Linked DNA regions of Homo sapiens: region 2 is linked to region 1. The links are chromatin contacts, found by Hi-C or POLR2A ChIA-PET in ENCODE. All regions are on one chromosome and are shown on one strand. The core of a region is the stretch at or near the end of the contact, and the rest is flanking DNA. Distances in the headings are between cores, read along the strand shown. Region 1 holds the start of RPGRIP1 (RPGR interacting protein 1). Region 2 overlaps ZFHX2 (zinc finger homeobox 2).

Region 1 (6,889 bases), core at 3,077-5,576:
TTTTTCATTAAGCTAATCTTTGTACAACTTACAAAATGCTTTTTTAGTTGACAAAGGTCACATTTCATTGTCAGTGCTTATTTTACTATTATGGTACAAACTGAGCTCTTGAGCAAATCTAGATGGCATAAAAATACTATGTGAACTATCTGGCCCACATTTTCAAATATAAAATTTATGCAGGGTCTTTTCCTTTTTTTTTTTTTTTTTTTTTTTTTTGAGAGGGAGTCTCCCTCTGTAGCCCAGGCTGGAGTGCAGAGGTGCGATCTGGGCTCACTGCAGCCTCCCTCTCCCAGGTTCAAGTGATTCTCCTGCCTCAGCCTCCAGATGCTGGAAATACAGGAGTGCGCCACCACGCTCAGCTAATTTTTGTTTTGTTTTTTTTTGAGATGGAGTCTCGCTCTGTCGCCCAGGCTGGAGTGCAGTGGCGCGATCTCGGCTCACTGCAAGCTCCACCACCCAGGTTCACGCCATTCTCCTGCCTCAGCCTCCCGAGTAGCTGGGACTACAGGCGCCTGCCACCGCGCCCGGCTAATTTTTTGTATTTTTAGTAGAGACGGGGTTTCACGGTGTTAGCCAGGATGGTCTGGATCTCCTGACCTTGTGATCCACCCGTCTCGGCCTCCCAAAGTGCTGGGATTACAGGCGTGAGCCACCGCGCCTGGCCTGTATTTTCAGTAGAGACGGGTTTTCGCCATGTTGTCCCGGCTGGTCTCGAACTCCTGACCTCAAGTGATCCACCCGCCTCTGCCTCCCAAACTGTTGGGATTACAGGAGTGAGCCACTGCACCTGGCTTGTTTGGTTTTTCTTTTGTTTTTGAGATGGAGTCTTGCCCTGTCGCCAGGCTGGAGTGCAGTGGTGCCATCTCCACACACTGCAACCTCCGACTCCCTGGTGCAAGCTAATCTACTTCCTCAGCCTCCTGAGTAGCTGGGATTATAGGCAGGCACCACCAAGCCCAGCTAATTTTTGTATTTTTAGTAGAGACGGGGTTTCACCATGTTGGCCAGGATGGTCTCAATCTCCTGACATCATGGTCCACTCGCCTCAACCTCCCAAAGTGCTGGGATTACAGGAGTGAGCCACCGCACCTGGCCTTTTTTTTTTTTTTTTTTTTTTTACAGGGTCTCCCTCTGTTGCCCAGGCTGGATTGCAGTGGCGCCATCTCGGCTCACCGCACCCTCCACTGCCCGGATCTAATCCATCTTCCCACCTCACCCTCCCGGATAGCTGGGATTACAAGTATGCGCCACCACGTCTGGCTAATTTCTTTGTATTTTTAGTAAGACAGATTCTGCCATGTTGGTCAGGCTGGTCTTGAATTCCTGGCCTCAAGTCATTGGCTGCCTTAACCTCCCAAAGTGCTAGGATTACAGATGCGAGCCACCATGCCAGGCCTCAGGGGACCTTTGTATTTTAACTTTTTTTTTTTTTTTTTGAGCTGGAGTCTCGCTTCGTTGCCCAGGCTGGGGTGCAGTGGCAAGATCTCGGTTCACTGCAACCTCCACCTCCATGATTCGCCCACCTCGGCCTCCCAAAGTGCAGGGATTATAGGCATGAGCCACAGCACCTGACCTGAAATTTCTGTTTTTTTTTTTTTTTTTTGAGACAGAGTTCTGCTCTGTCGCCCAGGCTGGAGTGCAGTGGCGCAATCTCGGCTCACTGCAACCTCCGCCTCCCCGGTTCAAGTGATTCTCCTGCTTCAGCCTCCAGAGTAGCTGGGATTACAGGCACTCACAACCACGCGCAGCTAATTGTTTTTGTATCTTTAGTAGAGACAGGGTTTCACCATGTTGGCCAGGCTGGTTTCAAACTCCTGACCTTAGGTGATCCACCCACTTCGGCCTCCCAAAGTTCTGGGATTACAGGTGTGAGCCACCAAGCCTGGCCAATGACTGAAATTTCTTTTTGTTTTTTTTTGAGATGGAGTTTTGCTCTTGTTGCCCAGGCTGGAGTGCAATGGTGCAGTCTCGGCTCACTGCAACCTCCGCCTCTGGGGTTCAAGTGATTCTCACTGCCTCAGCCTGGTGAGTAGCTGGGATTACAGGTGCCTGCCACCACGCCCAGCTAATGTTTGTATTTTTAGTAGAGATGGGATTTCACCATGTTGGTCAGGCTGGTCTCGAATTCTTGACCTCAGGTGATCCACCCACCTCAGCCTCCCAAAGTGCTGGGATTGCAGGTGTGAGCCACCGTGCCCGGCCTGAAATTTCTTTAACACAGAACAAAGTCTTACTGTCTACATTGAGAAGTACATTAAGCCTAGTGGAAAAAGTATCACGTAAATTCACTCCAAGATGTAATGAGAATGTTAAGGGAAACTGGTTGCCTGAAAGAGGTAGGAGATGTTTTAAAAATTAACAAAAGTCAGCCGGGAATGGTGGCTCACGCCTGTAATACCAGCACTGTGGGAGGCTAAGGCGGGTGAATCACCTGAGGTCAGGAGGTCAAGACCAGCCAGGCCAACATAGTGAAACCTCATCTCTACTAAAAATACAAAAAATTAGCTGGGTGTGGTGGCGGGTGCCTGTAATCCCAGCCACTAGGGAGACTGAGGCAGGAGAATCTCTTGAACCCGGGAGGCAGAGGTTGCAGTGAGCCAAGATTGTGCCATTGCACACCAGCCTGGGCAACAAGAGCAAAACTCCGTCTCAAAAAAAAAAAAAAAAAAAAATTAACAAAAGTCAGAGGTTCAGAAAAGAGAACACGATTATCAAACACAAACTTGGCTTACTTCAAAATTAATTTTGTCCTGCACTGTCTCTGGCTAGAGCATCTTAAAAAAGGACAGAAAATCCCAGATTTATCAAGAAATAGCTTGGGCAAGAAGCAACCTTAAGTGCATAAAAGCCCAGCTTTTAAATTTTATAAATCTGTCATTTAAACCTGGTAAAATATTATATTGAATTTTCCTCTCTTCACTGGGAAATGTATGTGTCCTGGATACTTTCTCTACTTCCTAATTGTCTCCCTAGCTTTATTTTATTTTATTTTATTTTATTATTTCATGGGATTTAGAGGAAGTCACATGGGGCCCATTAACTATGTGTTCATCCTCCTGGAAATCCCCGAACCTCATGCCAATAACCAGAATGGAGCTTTCTCAATGCACCCATTCAGTGCATTAAAGAGAGGATTTAGGCCAGTCGTGGTGGCTCAGGCCTGTAATCCCAGCACTTTGGGAGGCCAAGGTAGGTGGATCACCTGAGGTCGGGAGTTCGAGACCAGCCTGACCAACATGGAGAAACCTTGTCTCTAGTAAAAATACAAAATTAGCTGGGCGTGGTGGCGCATGCCTGTAATCCCAGCTACTCAGGAGGCTGAGGCAGGAGAATTGCTTGAACCCGGGAGGCAGAGGTTGCAGTGAGCCGAGATCGCACCATTGCACTCCTGCCTAGGTAACAAGAGCGAAACTGCATCTCAAAATAAATAAATAAATAAAGAGGATTTTATGTAACAATTGAGACCGTATTCCACTTAATATATAATATGAATGCAGTGACCAGCCTTGCAGAATTTTTAAGAACATTTAATTTTCTTATATCAAATCCTATTGCTTCATAATTACATCCCAAAGTTTGGTTTCAAAACGGTGGTCACGGTGAAATGGAAGATATACATTCTCTTACTCGAAAGCACTGGCACATGTGGACTGAATAGGCATGTTGATCCCACCAACGGTGCAGTGTTTGTTCTCTTCAAAGGGATCTCAGGGCTTCAGAACAACTCCCACTGTTGTTGCCCTTCAGATAAAGATTTAAAGAATATCGGCCGGGCGCGGTGGCTCAAGCCTGTAATCCCAGCACTTTGGGAGGCCAAGGCGGGCAGATCACCTGAGGTCAGGAGTTCGAGACCAGCCTCAACATTGAGAAACTCCATCTCTACTAAAAATACAAAGTGAGCTGGCTGTGGTGGTGCATGCCTGTAATCCCAGCTACTCGGGAGGCTGAGGCAGGAGAATTGCTTGAACCTGGGAGGCAGAGGTTGCGGTGAGCCGAGATCGCGCCATTGCACTCCAGCCTGGGCAACAAGAGTGAAACTCTGTCTCAAAATAAATAAATAAATAAATAAAAGATTTAAAGATCATCCTCTGAATACCAACAAATTTCTTTTAATCTCAAATCCCGCAAATGTGTTCTCAGCTTTAGTTTTAGTTGAGAAGTGGATCTGTTAAGGACCCTTTAAGCTGCTCTTTCTCCAAGTCAAACATGCATAGAGAAAAAGCACAGCCTTCACACACTCTGATCTACAAAGAGTTAACATCTTAAAAGCTAAACAGAACTGGATTAGCTCCTCTTTTAACAAGCCAGAAGGACAAGCTTATTGGAACCTAGAGTACTAAAGGACACCAGAACATTGAGAGAAAAGAATTAGCGACAGCTATCTGGAGCAAGCAAGAACTGTAAGTTTCTATCTGATGCATATTTATAGTTTCCTATGTCTTCCCTAGGGGTGTTTTTGAGAAGAATGAAATAAGTTTATTCTTTTTTTTTTTTTTTTTTTTGAGACAGAGTCTTACTCTGTCGCCCAGGCTGGAGTGCACCGGCACTATCTCTGCTCACTGCAACCTCTGCCTCCCAGGTTCAAGCGATTCTCCTGCCTCAGCCTCCCAAGTAGCTGGGGACTACAGGCATGCGCCACCATTGCCCGGCTAATTTTTGTGTTTTTAGTAGAGACGGGGTTTCACCATGTTTGCCAGGCTGGTCTTGAACTCCTGACCTCAGGTGATTCACCCGCCTCGGCCTCCCAAAGTGCTGGGATTACTGGCATGAGCCACCGCGCCTGGCCTGGTTTATTCATTTTCTATTGTACCACCAGTCTCCCAGGCATCCAGCACAACATTACCAAGTCATCTTTAATCCTGTCACCCTCTTAACTCTATCTCACGTCCAACCAGTTGTCACATCTTTTGATTCTCCTTCCTCAGTGTCTTCATGATCCATCCTATTCTTCCATCCCCCACCCCCCTCCTTCCCTAGTTCAAGACTTCTTGCCTGAACTATAGCAATATCCTCTTAACACTGTTCTCTCCCCAATTTCCAAATCACTAATAGTAGATGAATCTTCCTAATGCTCTTCCATAGCTCTAATTATATTGCTCTTTTGCTCAGAAATGTATCCACTATCTGCAGAATGAATAAAACTCCTTTTCAAATTAATTAATTTTTAATTGACAATTTGAAATTGTATATATTTATTGTGTAAAATTTGTTGCTTTGAAATATATATATAGAGAGAGTGGAAAATGGCTACCTTGGGCTTTTCTTTTTTTTTTTTTTGAGACAGAATCTCTCTCTCTCGTGAGGCTGGAGTGCAGTGGCTCAATCTCGGCTCACTGCAACCTCTGCCTCCTGGGTTCAAACAATTCTCCTGCCTCAACCTCCCGAGTAGCTGGGACTACAGGTGCGCACCACCATGCCCAGCTAATTTTTGCATTTTTAGTAGAGACAGGGTTTTACCATGTTGGCCACGGCCAGGATGGTCTTGATCTCTTGATCTTGTGATCTGCCCGCCTTGGCCTCCCAAAGTGCTGGGATTACGGGCGTGAGCCACCACACCTGCCCAATCTTGGGCTAATTAAAATATGTATTACCTCATATGCTCATCAATTTTTTGTGTTTGATGAGAACACTTAAAAATCTACTCTTGGCCCAGGCGTGTTGGCTCACACCTGTAATCTCAGCATTTTGGGAGGCTGAGGCGGGTGGATCACTTGAGATCAGGAGTTCAAGACCAGTCTGGCCAACATGGCAAAACCCTGTCTCTACTAAGAATAGAAAAATTAGCTGGGCGTGGCGGCTTGCGCCTGTAATTGCAGCTGCCTGGGGGGCTGAGACATGAGAATTGCTTGAACCCTGGAGGCAGAGGTTGCAGTGAGGCGAGAGCATACCGCTGTACTCCAGCCTGGGCAACAGAGTGAGACCTTGTCTCAAAAAAAAAAAAAATAAATAATAATAATAATAATAATAATAATAATAATCAGAGTAAGGGGAACTGGCTACAAAATTTTAAATGCTTGCCCAGTGATACAGAGTGTAAAAAAGAAAAAAAAGAAGTCTGGGCAGGGTGGCTCATGCCTGTAATCCCAGCACGTTGGGAGACCGAGGCTGGCGGATCCCAAGGTCCGGAGTTCGAGACCAGCCTGGCCAAAATTGTGAAATCTTGTCTCTACTAAAAAATACAAAAAATTAGCTGGGCATGGTGGCAGGTGCCTGTAATCCCAGCTACTCTGGAGGCTGAGACAGGAGAATCGCTTGAACCCGGGAAGCGGAGGTTGCAGTAAACTGAGATTGCAACATTGCACTCCAGCCCAGGCAACAATGTGATACTCTGTCTCGAAAAAAGAGGAAAAGAAAATTTTAATTGCTGATGTCATCAAGCTGGCTTTATACGTCTATCCATCTATCACTAGTAAAGGGTTCTTCACCCTCACTAACCTATACTTGTCCAAGTGCACTGCAATTCTGAATATCACTGCAAGGAAATTTTTTTTTTTTTAAGACGGAGTCTTGCTCTGTCACCCGGCTGGAGTGCAGTGGCGTGATCTCACCTCACTGCAATCTCTGCCTCCCAGGTTCAAGCAATTCCCCTGCCTCAGCCTCCTGAGTACCTGGGACTACAGGCACGCACCACCATGCCTGGCTAATTTTTTTGTATTTTAGTAGAGACGGGGTTTCACTATGTTGACCAGGATGGTCTCGATCTCCTGACCTCATGATCAGCCCGCCTCAGCCTCCCATAGTGCTGGGATTACAGGCGTGAGCCACCACGCCGGGTGGAAGTTTCTTCAGTCTTTCATCCTGTTGAGTTCAAAACAATTGATAAACCCTTTTAGAATCTACATTCCATTTTTTTTTTTTTTTTTTTTTTGAGACAGAGTCTCGCTCT
Region 2 (7,289 bases), core at 1,911-4,410, 2.3 Mb after region 1:
CACACCCGGCCAGGATTTAAATCTAGTCTACTCAGCCATAGAGTTCACTTCTTAGCCCTCTTGATTGCTGGGTCTAGAGAGACCCATTATTCCAGAGCAAAGAGTAGAAATTGTGCCCAGGCTCACATTTGGACAGAAGCAGCTAATAAGTGGATCAAAACTATTCTGGCCTTTCCCTGCATGTCTTCTTTTTTTCTTTTTTCCAAAGATCCTTTCCAAGTCATCCCTGCATTTAAAACTATCATTCTATCATCTCTAAATCTTACCTTCTATATTTAAAAAGAAAACAAACAGTACTTTGATTCTTCCCTTTTAATTCTACCTATCTCTTCTAGACCCTTCCCCTTTTATAAATATTTAAGGAGAGCTTACTTTGTGCAAATAAGTTTTGTCCAAAAGAGAGAGAAAGAACGAGTATGGCAGGGAATGAGACAAGCAGGAAAAGGAGTGTTGTAAAGGGCAAAGAAAGATCGCTAAGGCAGAGAAGAGGAGGGAGGAAGAAGGGAAGGAGAGAGGGAGAGGTAAGGAAGTGAAGAGGAAGATGAAGCTAGGTCTTGATTTGCATATATTGAATCTTTTCCAGGCCTCCCAGCTCTGGCACCAGATTGGGATGGTGGCCTGTCCCCAGTGAGAAGGAGGTGGCAAGGAGGCTGTCTCTTGCACTTTGCAAGATGCTTAAGGTGGGCATGAGTAGATTGGGTGAGGTGTGAGGAGAAAAGGGTAGGCTCAGGAAGAAGATGGGGGTGGTAGGGAGCAGACAGGAGGAGAAGGGAAGCGGTAGGCTGAAACCACACACGTTCACATTTGCATGGATTTGCTGAGGTGTGCTGCAGAGTGTCTGCTACTGATGGGGGTGGGTGTCCAGGAGAGGAGGCATCTCCCTTGATGACTTGGAAAGTGTTGGATGTGTTAGGACAGCAGTGTGGAGCTGCTCTGCTGCACAGATCTATGTGATTTTATAGTACACTGGAGAGACTCACATCCTGCTAGATGTGGTTCTCTCGTTCTACATACCACAGGCTTAGACAACCACGAACCAGCTCGGAACCCTTCTTCTGTATGAGCACTCAGGGAGTTGTCCCCTTAAATTCAGAATCAGGATCCTATCTGATCCTTGCATGGGGGACCGCTGAAGAATTTGGTCTCCCAGAACTTGGTAGGAAAACATTCTTTTTTTTTTTTGGAGATGGTGTCTCTGTTGCCAGGCTGAAGTGCAGTGGTGTGATCTCAGCTCACGGCAATCTCTGTCTCCTGGGTTCAAGCAATTCCCCTGCCTCAGCCTCCCGAGTAGCTGGGATTACAGGCGCGTACCACCACAAGCAGCTAATTTTTTGTATTTTAGTAGAGACAGGGTTTCACCATGTTGTCCAGGATGGTCTCTATCTCCTGACTACCTGACCCGCCCACCTTGGCCTGGGATTACAGGCGTGAGCCACTGCGCCCGGCTGGAAGGAAAACATTCTGAGTGACCGTGTATGTAAATAAGTCTTTCTGGTTATTTTATTCTGTGAACCTGTGTGATGTAATGACTGCATTTAAATAGTATTACAACAAAAACTAATTGTAATAATAGTAAATAGCTAACATCTTTAAATGTTTGCCATGGGCCAGGCACCGTGCTAGGCCCTCGGCAAGTATCACATCACCTAATCCTCCACTTCAATCTGATGCAATAGATGTAGCTATTCATTCCTATTTTACAAACATGGAGACTGATTTAGATGGGTTAAGTAATTTTTAAGATCTCCTGCTTAAAAAGAAGTAGAGTTGAGATTGGAACTCAGGTAGCCTGATGTCAGTACCTCTGCTCTTGGGTTAATTTGTAAGCTTCTGAACTCTGGCTGGTATGCATTTTGAATGAGGTCTTTTGAGTCTGATTGTATTACTCTGTGTGTCACCTTGAGCATATGTGCTATCATGTTCCGCCTGAAGGTGCTAGATGGCTGTCTTCCATTTGGTTTGTTTCTTAGTATAAGATGGACCAGAAGAGGAGCACTGCTTTGCGCAACTCCAGGGTGCGTCATTCACACTGCAGTCCATGCAGGGGCACTGGCCATGCCCTGTGTGAAGGAAGGGAAGGAGCGGGAGGGAGGGAGTGGGAACAGGAGGGAAGGGATAGATAATGGCGGGTAGTGTTCTTTGAATGATATGTGTACCCATTTGTGACAACATCTCTTAAAGTTGAAGGTCTACACATGTGTATCCATATTAGCATATGAACTTCATCAGACAAGCACTCTCCCTCCAACAGAGGGAGACCCTGTCTCAAAAAACAAAAAAAAATAGCCTTTAGAGTCAGACAGACCTGGAATCAAATTCTAGTTCTGTTTCTTAATATGTAAATGACCTCAGGTAAGTTGCGTAAAGTCTCAATTTAGTCTCTTCATATAGAGAATGGGGCAGGCCGGGCACGCGCCTATAATTCCAGCACTTTGGGAGGCCGAGGTGGGTGGATCATTGGAGGTCAGGAGCTTGAGACCAGCCTGGCCAACACGGTGAAACCCTGTCTCTACTAAAAATACAAAAAAAATGAGCCGGGCGTGGTGGCATGCACCTGTAATCCCAGCTACTCAGGAGGCTGAGGCAGAAGAATCGCTTGAACCCGGGAAGCAGAGGTTGTAGTGAGCCGAGATTGCACCACTGCACTCCAGCCTGGGTGACAGAGTGAGACCCTGTCTAAAAACAAACACATCAGAAACAGAAAACAGAAAAAAAAAAAAAAAAAGGGAATGGGGAACTCATGGAGTTGAGTCCATTGAGAGGATCATCATTGAGATTGGCACTTTGGGTGTATCAATAAATGGAAATGGAATAATTATTCATCCATATGCCTTATTTCCTGTGTTGGGGTATGTGTATGTTGTTTTTTGATTGTATGTGGGGCAGCTGGTAACCTGGCTGTAGCCCTGTCCCAGTACTTCTTTGGGGTTGGTGAAGGTGCTTGTTCTCCCTGGCTGGATTTTCCCAGGCCCTCCATGTACACGTGTGTGGGCCCTGTGCTTCCCTTTCAGTAGTAGGGTATCCTGTTCAGTGTGTTGCTGTGAGCCCGTATGTGGTTGGCCCGGCTGGCGCGGGCGTGTTTAGGGTGGTGGTAATTACTGGGATGGCCCAGCCCTAATGAGTGTGATCTCGTTACACTCTCGCTGCCTCTAATGGCGCTAACCTCATTTCACAGCCATTAGAGATGGAGATGAGGCCCCGCCCACTGGCCCTGCCAGCTGCAGCTTTTGCAGCCCTGGCCACGTTCTTTCCCTCCGGCTCGCCATTTCTCCATTCCACTTCTCCTTCTCCCACCTTTTTTTTCTGCTCCTCCTACCAGGTTTCCCTTTCCTGTCCCCCATTGTTCTTTTCCCTGGCCGTTTTTCTGCACCCCTCTCCTCTTTCATTCTCCTTTCATGTCTCCCTTCCCGCTTCTCTCTTCGATTCTGGGCTCCTCTTCTCTTCACTCATCACCCTCCCTTTTTTCTCCTCTAGTCAATTTGTCCTCCACATTGCCATTTCTCCATCCTCTTTTCCTTCCCTCTCCCCCGCCCTTCACGGCTCCAGTTCCTCCCCTCCCCCACATTGCCCTGTCTGGCCAAAGGACAAATCTCAAGGGGAAACCAGCAAAGACAAACAAGGAGCAGTGACTTCATTATCGTCGTTAATTTGCCACTTCAGTTCCTCCCATAAGGGTCAAAGCCAGCACTGCTTGAACTCAGGACTGACACGCAGGCCGAGACCATGGCCTGGCTTTTCAGCCCTACTTCTTACACAACCACTCGTCCGCCCTCCTCAGCTGTCTTCATTTCCCTGCGGAGGGGTCAGGCTTCCTGTTTGCTCTCCAATTTCTTAGTCCTCACAGCCTACTGCACTCCTTCCTTTCTCATTTAAATTGTGGCCATCTCTCTGTGCTCTCTCCCATCTCCAAGTCATGGGTTTTTCACCTTTGACTCCTATCTCTGTCATACTCTCTCCCAACTTCTCCCTGCCTAATCTTTCCAGAACCTCTTTCTCATCCTTCCCTGGCCTTCTCTCTAATTTCAAGTGCACTTCTTTCCCTAAAGCAGCAGGATTTATCTGTAGGTTTGTGGAAACCACATAGCCTGAAGAAGCTGGAGATGAGAAGAAAGGCATCTGTGGCCCAAGCAGACCACTGATACAGAACACAGAGATGGCTGGGGGGAAATGCAGACAACTGTGATGGAGGCAAGAGAAGCAGCAAAATCTAGACCCATGCCCATGGCCCAGGAATAAAGAAGACAGAGGCTTGAGATTAGGGAAAGAAAAGGGCATCACAAAACAAGGAATGAAAAATCTGAGGATGGAAATGGCGTTTACCCCATCAGGTCCTCGGGGAAACACAATCTAACACTCTTGGCCCACCCTCTGCCCTCCTTCACTGAGAAGCCAAATGACTGGTAATTGACTCTTGACCTCTAGCCCAAGCCCAGCCCCAAAGGGAGAGGTCCAGGGCAGTTAGCTATGACTGGAGGAGGCACTAGGGAAATGTGCATACATGAAGTTAAATTCCTGCCTACACCCATTCTGCCCCACTGACTTTGCACATCAACGTGCTCCACAGGACCAGACTCTCCATGCATAAACTGCTCTGCAGAGAGGTCTTGCACACCCTGGAACATTCATGTCTTTCTGATTGCACAGGCCCCTGTGCATGCGACATTCCAGTTGATGGTCCTGCTGGGAATTCCAAGGCCTGAACTTTAGCTTTGATGTAATCCTGTGTTCCTGCCAAATACAGAAAGAGGGCTCCTGTTCTCTCATTAGACTTTGGGGTAAAAAATGCTGAGGGGTGCTGAGCATCTCAGTAGAAATTAGAAAAATATATCTTCCTCCAGGTGTATGCAGCCCCCATGCCAGTGGTACAGCTTGGTGACAGGACTGTGGGTGGACCTCAGCCCTGTCACCCCTTAACAACTGCACATGAGGACCCTGGTCTCTGGACTAGTTCCTACATGAGGAAGCCACTGAGAGCCCATGGGATTACCCTACGGGGCTGGAAGTTACTTCTAAATCTTTCACCCCTGCCTTGCCAGCCTGGGGAGGAGGGATGGGCAGGCAGTTCCCTAGGACTTTCCCCAGAGAGGCAAGGGGCTCTGGGAAAGTGGGTGGTGGGCTGACCGAGCTTAGTGTGAGGAGCTCGAGAAGAAAGATGGAAAAATCAATGAAATGAGTTTCTAACGGTGAGGTAAAGGACCACTGTGTCGACAGCCTGTCGCTTGCTGCAAAATATGAGCTGCCCAACTCCGTGGCGGTGGCTGACAGTGCAACAGCCACCACTGTCCTTCCTTCAGGCCCCCCGCCCACCAGCCCCTTCTTTAGCTGCCCTGGCCTTGCTTATTATAGCCAGACTGTCCTCCAGCACTCCCAGCTCTCTCCCCTGTCTTCTTTTGTAGATTTCTCAACCCATTCAGGGGCTTTTTGGCCCTTCACCTCGTGATTCCTGATTGGGTGCATGTTTGTTTTCTATAGCTTCTGTGTATTTAGACCTCCTCTTTCTGCAGATTTTGCTCTGAGAGTTGTGGTGAGTTTTACATCTCTTGCCTCCCCCTCTTCTAGATACCTCTGGAGTCTTTCAACAATGGAGAGTCAGATGTCAAGGCCATCCCTCACAGGGTTCTTTACATCAAGATCTGGGCAGCAGTAACTTCTCCCTCCTTTGGCCTTTTGGCCCACATGGCCAATGCTGCCTTCGTTGTATTAATAATTACCTGGCTTGGGATAGGTGTTTAGAATGGGTCTGGTATTGATTTATGAACTCCTTATTTGCGGCCATTGTATATATACGGTTATGACCAATTCAATTGTAGTTTCATGATTGGGAATGGGGTGGGGATGCTACTTTTAATTCACATTTGCCAACTCTCTCTTTGGAAACAACTCTCAACCTTTTCTGGAAACCGCCTCCTTTCTCTTCCCTCCTCCACATCTTCCTCTTGGGCTCCTAGGGCTGTTCATTCATGTTTTCCTCCAATTATCACTACAAAGACTCTGCACATGAGCCCTGAGAGTTCCCCTGGCTGCCTCCAAGTGTGACCCTAACCCAGTCTCTCCTGTCTGCCTCAGATCTCACTGTCACTGGTTAACTACCCTCCAGCCATTCCCTCCGGTTTCTGATTTCCCAGTTTGCCCATTAATGTAGACTTAGGTGGGGGGAGTGGGTGAAAATTAGGTGGGCAACTCTTTCCCCCAGCCTCTCCCTACTAATTCAACGTTTGATCAGTAGATATTTATTAAGCCTTTTCTGTGTGACAGACACTGTGCTAGGTGCTGGAAAACAATTGGAAACTAGACAGATGTAGCCACTCCTCAGATGACCATGTGACTAACCCTGAGTCTCTCACCAGACAGCTAAGTCTCTCAGACTAGGGGACTCTGTCCCATTTCCCCCCTTTCTGTACAGCCAAATTCCACTGTGCCCTCTGGCATTTCACAACCCTTCCCTTTTCTCAATCCCTGAATGAGTTTACACTCACACAGCCCCGATCCCTTCCCTCTGCATTCTAGCTTTAGTCTCCATTCCTAAACCCAAAGCCATTACACTTTCAACAACTCTCCTCCCCACTCACAAAGCCCTTCTCCTTTCACATTCTGTAACTGCCATTTCTAGTCCTCCTCTTCCGTCTCTGCCTGCCTTTTGATCCAACCATCCTGACCTCAATGCCCTGTCTTAGGTTCCTTCCTCTTGCTACTGTCAGGCTCTAGCAAACCTCAGGTGCTCACAAACAGGAGTTATTTGTGACAACTGTTGTTCTGAGCTGGGAAGAGCTCCAGGGAGGCAAGGTCAAGCTACCAGAGTCAGAAATCCTACCAATTCGACCCAGGCCCTGGCCCGTAGGTGATACAGCACCCCGGCAAAGCAGCAAGTGATTCCTGTATGGGTCTCAAGGTAACACCAGCTGCCTCTGACATCATGGAGGGAGGAACCCTGTCAGGTTGCCAAGGCAATACCAGCAATTTATGACATCAGAGGCTTGAGGTCTTTGGTTCTCAGGGGCTGGGAAGATTCAAGTTCCTCTCAGCTGAAGTTTATGGGAATTCTACTTTTTCATCTCTTTGCTTGTGTTCTGGCTTGGGAATGAAATACAAAGGCCTTTCGTGGGGGTAGTGAGTGATTAGGCCAATGAAATGAATGCTCGTGAGGTTCTCTCTCTCTCTGTCTCTTCCCTGGATATTTCTGCTTTCTCTCCCTCTCTTGGGCATTTCTCTCTTCTGGGGCTTCGCCCAGTGGTATTCCTGCTATTTGTGCTATGCTTTTTTTCCAACCCCCCGGCGCCCCCGCAGTGCTC

The links. Hi-C counts contacts between places; a loop is a spot of excess contacts on that map. ChIA-PET counts read pairs that join two places held with the same protein, here RNA polymerase II (POLR2A).
Region 2: a loop to region 1 is called in a map of HepG2, with 36 times the contacts of the local background. The contact joins the enhancer-like site here to the promoter of RPGRIP1 in region 1. A Hi-C loop is called at or near these places in 1 of 168 maps with a recorded cell type or tissue (HepG2). POLR2A ChIA-PET finds 5 or more read pairs at or near these places in 1 of 52 experiments (activated B cell).

Annotation. Positions count from the first base shown.
Region 1 is chr14:21,275,757-21,282,645 of GRCh38, forward strand. RPGRIP1 (RPGR interacting protein 1) reads left to right here and starts at 4,327. Exons shown (of 25, transcript NM_020366.4): 1 at 4,327-4,403.
Region 2 is chr14:23,541,576-23,548,864 of GRCh38, forward strand. The region is part of intron 1 of ZFHX2 (zinc finger homeobox 2); the gene reads right to left. It also overlaps a transcript of THTPA not described here. Among named protein-coding and RNA genes, the nearest start is that of ZFHX2, 6.5 kb to the right of the region's middle. RefSeq lists enhancers at 3,738-4,362, 6,235-6,858. Within about 2 kb of position 3,161, at least 3 of the 41 ENCODE cell types and tissues checked have a DNase peak (open chromatin) inside an H3K27ac peak, as active enhancers do.